Regions from separate parts of the Mus musculus genome. Here all the other regions are linked to region 1. Evidence: chromatin loops called from intact Hi-C (ENCODE). Cell type or tissue: heart. All regions are shown on one strand.

Region 1 (2,500 bases):
TACCCTCCAGCTGCCCAGCAAACAATTCTTATTTGGCTTATGATGCTTATATGGCTTCATCATCTGGGAATCATCTTTTGGTTGGTTACTGGCACTATTAAAAATACCTTTCTCTTTCCTCTTCTGCAATAGTTCACTGTCTACTCTATGTTTGCTATACTGCCCAACTCCCCCATTAATCGGTCCTCCATTTATAAACTGCTTAAAATTTGATGTATCCAGCCATTCTACTTCCAGAATTTAATAGACACAAAAGCCAGCCATGACTTGACTCCTGTCTCCTTCTGTAGCCTCATCTTTCTCATCAGCTCTTGTAGAACTTTTAAGACAGATAAGTGGCACTCAGCCTTCTCCATGAACCACTGATCCCTGTTCTGCGGGGACTCCCTTTATTTGGATCCACATTTACCATCGTCTTTTTGTACTGGAAAAAAGATCATACTTAAGTTTAAAACTCTAACCTATTGTTAGTAAAGTTATCAAGTCTTCCCTCCATTCATACTTCCAAACGCCAAGTACTAGGTTTCTAGACTGCAAACTTGATTGAGTGTACATTCATTCCTTTAAGTAGTCATGCCAACCAACCAAGCCGTTGGTTCTTCATTTGGGGCCAAAGGAAATGAGAATTTTAAAGTCCAGGGAAGAACGTGTGGCCGCTAACAGACACTAGGCAAACTATCTCGAACTTGTGGGCAGTTTTAAAGAAAACAACCGATTCAGTTTAACTACTAATTTAAGACATTAGTGTGTTACGGAGCCGTCGCCTTATCTCAGTGCCAAATCTAGTGTCGAAGGGTCTACTCCAAAAGGAACCCGAAGCCCATATGCTGAGGCCAGTTCTCCACTCGGTCAGCTACCGAGACCCTCCAACCAGGACAAGCGACCAATCCACCAACTCGGACTTGATCTGCGACAAACCACGTTGCAGGCTACACACTGGAAAACTCTTGCAAGAGAACCTAGCAGCCCCCAGAAGCAAGATGGCGGCCTCCCCCTCCCCTTCTTTCTCCAGGAACCCCTCCATGTCCGGGGAAGACGAAAACACCGCGACACGGGAATCCCGGCACGGCCTTGGGGGGGGGGGGCGGGCTACGCCTCGCGAACCCGGGGACTCGCCGTGGGTCCACCGGGAGGCTGTACCACTGCGCCTCCCCCGCGCCCGTAGAGCCTTTGTTCGCAGTCGCCATGGAGTACTCGGCCCCACGGCCAGGAAGTGCGGCCTGGCGCCCCGCCCCGCTGGCCCGCGCCCCGGAAGTGATCTGCGGCGGCTGCTGCAGAGCGGCCGGGAGGAGGGTGGGTCTCCCTAGAGCGGAGCGCCGGAGTCCTCCTCCTCCGCCGCCGCCCAGGCCGCCGCCGCTGCCGCCGCCCTCCGGACTCCTCTTGCCGCGCCCCGCGCGGAACTCCGAGCGCGGTCCGATCGGCGCAGCCGAGGCCCAAGAGCCCGCGGGTCGAGCGGCTCGCGGTGCAGGTGAGAGCTCGCCGGCCGGGGAGGCCGGGCCGCGGCGGGGGTGTGTCCGACGGGCCGGGCCCGCGGCCGCCGAGATTGCACGTCCCGCCTGCCGCCTGGGCTGGGACCCGACTGCGCCCCGACAGCGGGCGGCGTCTCCGGAAGGTCACCTGTATAGCGCCGGTGGCTCCCAGGGCTGTGCCCGGGCGGTGCCCGCGACCTGGGGCCGCCGCCGCCGCCGCCGCAGTCCCTGCGCCGCACTCCACCCCGACCTCCCTCGCTTTCAAGCCACTCTGCCGGTACAGAGCGGCTGCTTTTCGAGCTTCTCTGCCAGTGTTTGGAAGGAATGGCGTTTTCAGACTAAAGTCTTTAGACGCGTCCAGCTGAATGCTCGAAGGCTCTTCTAGTACAGGTTTAGCCTTTAGAAGAGGAAGGGAATGTAGGCATTGTGTGATGGGGGTATCTTCCGCGTTCGGTGCCTGAAAGATGTCAAGGAGTAGAAGATACGATTTGTGTGCTTTACTTGGGCATTCGTGTGTTGGAGTGGGCGGGCGTGGTGGCGCTGAGGTGGTTGTGTTGTCGGGAGACTTAGGAGGAATTAAAGAATTTACTGGCCTTTGCATGGAAACCAGAACGTCCAGACTTGTGAGAGCTCATCTGAGTGTCTTTGAGCTACTGTGAGAACTCTGGTGCCACGCCCTACCTGTCAAGCCAGGAAGCACACAATTTACAAACAGTTTGGGTACGTGTGCCGGGAGAACCTTTATTTCTGTAAATTCTTTTCCTGTAAATAAATTACAGCTTTAATCACGTTCCCAAAATTGACTAACAGATTTATTACTCACAGTGTAGAAGGCATTCCCTTTGGCTTATGCTTGTTAATATGTACTATTACCTATGCTGTTTGTATCTGTTGATACAATATTCTTATAAATGACTCCTGTGACCCTTAAGATGTTTCTACGGCTCAGTTGTTTTCAGAGGAGGAGCCTTTTCATCTTCTCTGTTACCACGTAAAGTGCTCAGAACTCCCCACATTTCTTCACTGAATGG
Region 2 (2,500 bases), 49 kb before region 1:
TGAAAGGTGTGGAGATGTCTCTCAGTTGGTGCAATGAATGCTGGAATCCTGTATCCAATCCCCAACACCACACAAACTGGGCATGCTGATGTACATCTGTAATCCTAGCACTCAGGAGTTAGACACAGAATAATCAGAAGTTCAAAATTATTCACACCCTCCTACATTTTTTTCGCTCTTTTTAATAAGAGGCAGGACAAGATTATCTGTTTTCTAATATTTATTTTTACTTATATGTGTATGTATTTGTATGCATGTATGCCATGTGTGCACAAGCACTTTTGGAGGCCAGAAGAGGGCTTGAGACTCCCTGGAGCTGGTGTCACAGGTGGTTGTGAGCCATCACCCAATTGTATGTAGATGCCCAGAACCAAGTTAACATCCCCCAGAAGAGCAGCAAGTGTTTGTAATTGCTGAGCCATCTCTTCAGACCCTGTCCTTTAGGGTTTATCATGCAAGGGTTGAGTTGGATTTTTTTTATTGCATTTGTTTTCATATGGTGTGTGTGTGTGTGTGTGTGTGTGTGTGTAGGTCAGAGGACAATTTGTAGGAGTTTAATCTCTCCTTCCATCACGTGGGTCCTGGTGATTGACACCGTTCCTGGGACTTTACCCACTGAGCCAACTCACAGAAGTTTTCTATCTTACTCATTTCAATCACTATTTCTATGGCTTCCTATACTGCCATTTTGCTTCTAATTAAGATCTCTATATACATACACCTTATCACATTTTATATTTGGTTTTATACATACATTTATAGGATACAAAATTCTCTCTGAAGATAAAAAGTAATAACTTTGTGTAGGGGATAACTTATTGACAGAGCATATATTCCTTATTGGCAAAACTTTTGCCTTCAGGACAAAAATGTAAAATAAACTAAAACAGTAACCTGTTTCCTCTTCCCTCACAATGATTACTTTTTTCATATCACTTACAGTCTTCAAACTATGAGTTACTTATAAGTATTGTTGGCTAACTGGCCGTTTCTACACTAATAGGAAGTCCATTGGGACTGAGAACTTTTATTCCTATAGTGCGCTGTCCCAAAATGATGAGTGATGCGAAATAGGTATTCAAAACAAATTGTCAGAAAAATTCAGTTATCACATGACAAAACAAGAACGCTACTGATGTGCAGTTCTTCAACATGAACTCCCAGCCAGAAGTTGCTAAATGCTTGAGCCACATTCCTTAACTCTCCTAGTCAAAGGCTAAGAGGGAAATTGCCAATGGACGCTGGTTTTACAAAAGTGTTCCCATTACTTAATCTCAAACCGATCCTAGAATCAGCTTTCACATTCTAAAGTTCTTGGCTGCACGTGGGCGTCCAATGCCTTCAGCACTTGCAGAAACTGAATCTCAGCCCTTGAATGGTGGGACTTAGCTTGCAGCACCCAGCTAGCCCCACGCTGCCCATCCCAGAGGCGTAGGAAGAGACCCAACCCTTAGCCTCCAAGCCGCAAGGGGAGCCGCACACGCCCCTCCGTCCCACGCCTTGTCCTTTCGTCCCGCCCCCCGAACCGGAAGCACTTGCCCGGGTTTCCGGCGGCTCCGGGACTCGTGGTGTTCCGGGCGATGTCTTGGTTTCGAGCGGCTCCGGAGAACGCGAGCCCTGGAGACCAGGACGTGTTTGACGAGGAAGCGGACGAGTCTCTGTTAGCGCAGCGGGAATGGCAGGGTCACATGCGGAAACGAGTCCAAGTAAATGGACGGGACGCGGGAGAAAGGGACTCCCAGGCGGGACCCGGGGGCTCCCTGGCAGGGGCACGCACGCAGAAGCCTGGGCGGAGGAGCGCGGGTCTCCGAGCCAGCGCGCTCCAGTGTTGCCGGGTCTTAAGAATCCTGGTTGTTTCTTGGTGCTCTTTCGGAGCCCCACCGGGTTTGGAGCAGGGACATTGACCCTACTCTACAACGTGAACTTTATTCAGTCCCTCAAGAGTGTGCAGTTTGGGGTCGGGGGAGCAGAGGAGGAGAAATGCACACCCACTAGGCTGATGGCCCGCAGAGAACGCAGTCACAGAGAGTCCAAAGTTAGGCGTGATGTTATCAAGGCTTGGAGAAGGGTGAACTGAGAATGTTGTCAAGGGAAGGTAAGGGGGAGGTAGAGAAGGGAATACTGTTCCAGCTTTACTTTAAATGCGTTATTCAATCCGGACCTGTCTTGCCATTCATTGAAACTTGCTTAGTACTATTTGGGTAGAATCGGCGCTTTTTCTGGGTGAGAACTACTTGCTAAGATCTGTCTCCACATGGGGGTGGATTCCAGAGTATAAAGACCTGCGTTCGATCCCTGGAACGTACTTTGTGGAAGGACAGAATGGGTTTCTGGAAGTTATTTTCTGACCTTCACGCTCAAGGAAGTAAATAAATGCCTCCCTCAAGAAAAATAAGTAAATATATGTTACTTAACTGTTTAAAAGATAAGAACTGCATCCACCCAATATACTAGCCATTAAATTACCCTCTTAAAGCTGCAGTTATGTCAACCCTAATTT
Region 3 (2,500 bases), 250 kb after region 1:
TAATATTAGTGGGGAATCACATTAAAAGTTGTCAATTGAAACCCAATATATTCAGTTGCAAATTTCTTTAATCTAGTGCTTTTAAAAATTACTAAAACCAATTGTATATTTCTCTTTTAGAAATGTCTGCTATCATCTTAAAACCTTTCAGTTTCTAATGTGATAACCAACCCTGCAGCTATTAAATACAAATAAACCCAGTACAAGCAGTGGTTCACTGTATTCACTTCTTGGAAACTTACTTTTTAACCTGATAGGCTTCAAATTTCTAGAACTTTTATATTGCATGAAAATTTTCTATTCTTATTAACTCCAACTCATAAGGATTCATATGGGTGAGCATATTCAATTTTGCAAAACCACCGAGATACAAGTTGTTAGCTACTTCCTGTCTTGTATTCACTCATGGAGAAGAGGGGAAGTTTCCTCAATTTCAAATTTTCTATTTTTCCTTCAAGAGAACTTTGAGTAGGTATAAATATGGCTCGAAATAAAATAATTGTTTCTTTTAAAAAAAGCAAGGATGCAAAAACAAGGGAGGGACATCTGTAGGAAAATGGCAGTAGACTACAGTCTAGAGGTGCCATACTACACAATAGGGAATCATTTACTGTCCTCCCCCTAGGAATCCAGGACAATTCACTGAAATAAATGACAAAAAACCCAAAACCAAATAAAAACCTCTGGGGGTGGGTGGGAGAAGAAATGGAGGATTAAAGAAGTTTGTATACGAATGTGGTATGCTGGCTGAGAGCAGTTTCTGTGGACAGAGAACTAGAGCTCCGCCACTTATGGTAGTCTTAGATAATTTCTTTACGCCTCAGGTTACTCATCTGCAAAACTGGGCCAACGTAGTATCGGAGGATTAAACAATCCACGGAAAGGGAATGTTTCGTATCACGTCTGCCATCACAGGAAGAGTTCGGCAAACGCTAGCTATTGTCTTTACCTGGGGGTAGGTCTGCTGCTGCCCTGGGGAGTAGCCGAACTGATGCTGGGACCCCGCGGGGGACCTGGAGTAGGAGCCTGGGTAGCCGCCCGGGGACGGAGACCCGAAGCGGGCCCCCGAGAAGTTGCCGCCGTGCCGCGGAGACTGGCTGCTCCCGTACGGCCTAGCCCGGGGCCCGCAGGGCGGAGTGTGGTGCGGACTCCCGTACCCGTCCCGCGGGGAGGGCGGCCGCGGCCCCCCGCCCAGGGCACCCCGGAAGTTATTTCCGCCACCCCAACCTCCTATCCCCGGGCTGGGGTACGGAGGAGTTGGGGGTCGAAAATTCGGTCGGTGCATATCAGGAAACGAAGCCGCAGAGCTCACACGCCGAACGCCTCACCGGAACCTCTGCGATCAACCGCCAGAAGGAAACTGGTATTCCTCTATTTATACACCCTTCCGGCTCCCAGCGGACTACCGCACCTTAGTTCCGGCTGCACAAAGGTTCCGATCTCACCAAGTTTCTGCAAGAGGGCAGGTAAACAGGTCACTCAATGGAAGAATGGTGGGCGTGTCTGAGAGGAGGAAAGACTGTAAAGGGGAAACTAAATCTCCGGCCGCAGCACGAGCACAGTCGTCAACGGTCTTCCCGGAGACCCCCAGTACACGAAGACGGAAGCGGAAGAGAGGAAACCGATCATCAGGCCTTATTGGCTGTGAGGGTGGGAGAGGGGCGTGCGGGTTCCGAAGAGGGCGGATCAGAGGGGTAGGGCCATCCGTCTTGGAGGCTTCCGGGAAGCAAGGAGTGAAGCGTCAGCCGGATTCGGGGGCGGGGCCATGAGCCAAGAGGCGGGGCCGAAGGGTGTGAGGCGAGAGACTCGGTTGAACAGGATCGTCCAAGGGGGCGGGGCCGAGTGAGACTGAGGTGGAGGCCTGGGCGGAAGCGGAGGGCGTGGTGGGCGGGGAAGAGTGCGAGGGCGACCAGGGGGAGGGTCTTTGCGGAGGGGGCGGGGCTGGCGGCGGGGCCGGGCTGGCTGGGGGGGCGGGGCTGAGGGGGCCTAAGGTCAAGGAGGGAGGTCGCGGGGCGCTCTCGCTGGGGTTGAGGGGCGATGCTGTGGATGCTGGCCAGGGCGGTGGCTTTTCGGAGACCCGGCCGAGGCCTGGCCGGCGGGAGGGGGCTGTGGACCGGCCGCCCGCAGTCAGGTACCTACTGACACTGAGCGCTCGGGCTCCCTGAGGGGAGCGCTCGCGCCTCGGGGGCTCCTGTCGCAGGGCTCATGGCCATGGTCGTGCCCTGCTTCTCTTTTCCACCCCTGGCTTCTAATCCCCCAAGGTTTGGTAACTTAGGAAACAGCACCTCCCGCCAAAAGCTGAGTTTTAGAAAGCAGACTGCTGCCTTGAAAACTTAAGCGAGCCTGTAGTAATTAATGCTGGACTTGAACCCTGCGTTTACGTTCTTGTAAAATGGAAGTTGACGAGGTTAGGAAGTAGAAACAGAAATTTAAAGGGGAAAAAAAAACCCACGAAAACATACCCCAAACTTAAAAATCTTGTAATTATAAAGAAACGGGA

The links. A loop is a pair of places that touch in the nucleus more often than their neighbours do. Peaks named below come from ENCODE experiments on the same cell type or tissue, not always from the same donor. Only the 100,000 strongest peaks of a DNase experiment are listed, where the experiment ranks them.
Region 2: a loop joins it to region 1, with 2.9 times the contacts of the local background. A loop is called at or near these places in 19 of 42 quality-filtered maps.
Region 3: a loop joins it to region 1, with 18 times the contacts of the local background. A loop is called at or near these places in 6 of 42 quality-filtered maps.

The regions. Positions count from the first base shown.
Region 1 is chr13:17,942,985-17,945,484 of GRCm38, reverse strand. Rala (v-ral simian leukemia viral oncogene A (ras related)) reads left to right here and starts at 1,268. Exons shown (of 5, transcript NM_019491.5): 1 at 1,268-1,468. In heart, no CTCF peak of the experiment used is centred here; a DNase peak (open chromatin) is centred at 1,244; H3K4me3 peaks cover 2,310 bases; H3K27ac peaks cover 1,821 bases.
Region 2 is chr13:17,992,387-17,994,886 of GRCm38, reverse strand. Yae1d1 (Yae1 domain containing 1) reads left to right here and starts at 1,536. Exons shown (of 3, transcript NM_025904.3): 1 at 1,536-1,706. The coding sequence starts at 1,581. In heart, a CTCF peak has its summit at 1,470; a DNase peak (open chromatin) is centred at 1,536; H3K4me3 peaks cover 1,574 bases; H3K27ac peaks cover 1,426 bases.
Region 3 is chr13:17,694,270-17,696,769 of GRCm38, reverse strand. Sugct (succinyl-CoA glutarate-CoA transferase) reads left to right here and starts at 2,005. Exons shown (of 14, transcript NM_138654.3): 1 at 2,005-2,131. The coding sequence starts at 2,038. Mplkip (M-phase specific PLK1 intereacting protein) reads right to left here and starts at 1,357. Exons shown (of 2, transcript NM_025479.6): 1 at 950-1,357. The coding sequence starts at 1,285. In heart, a CTCF peak has its summit at 1,348; a DNase peak (open chromatin) is centred at 1,759; H3K4me3 peaks cover 2,500 bases; H3K27ac peaks cover 1,906 bases.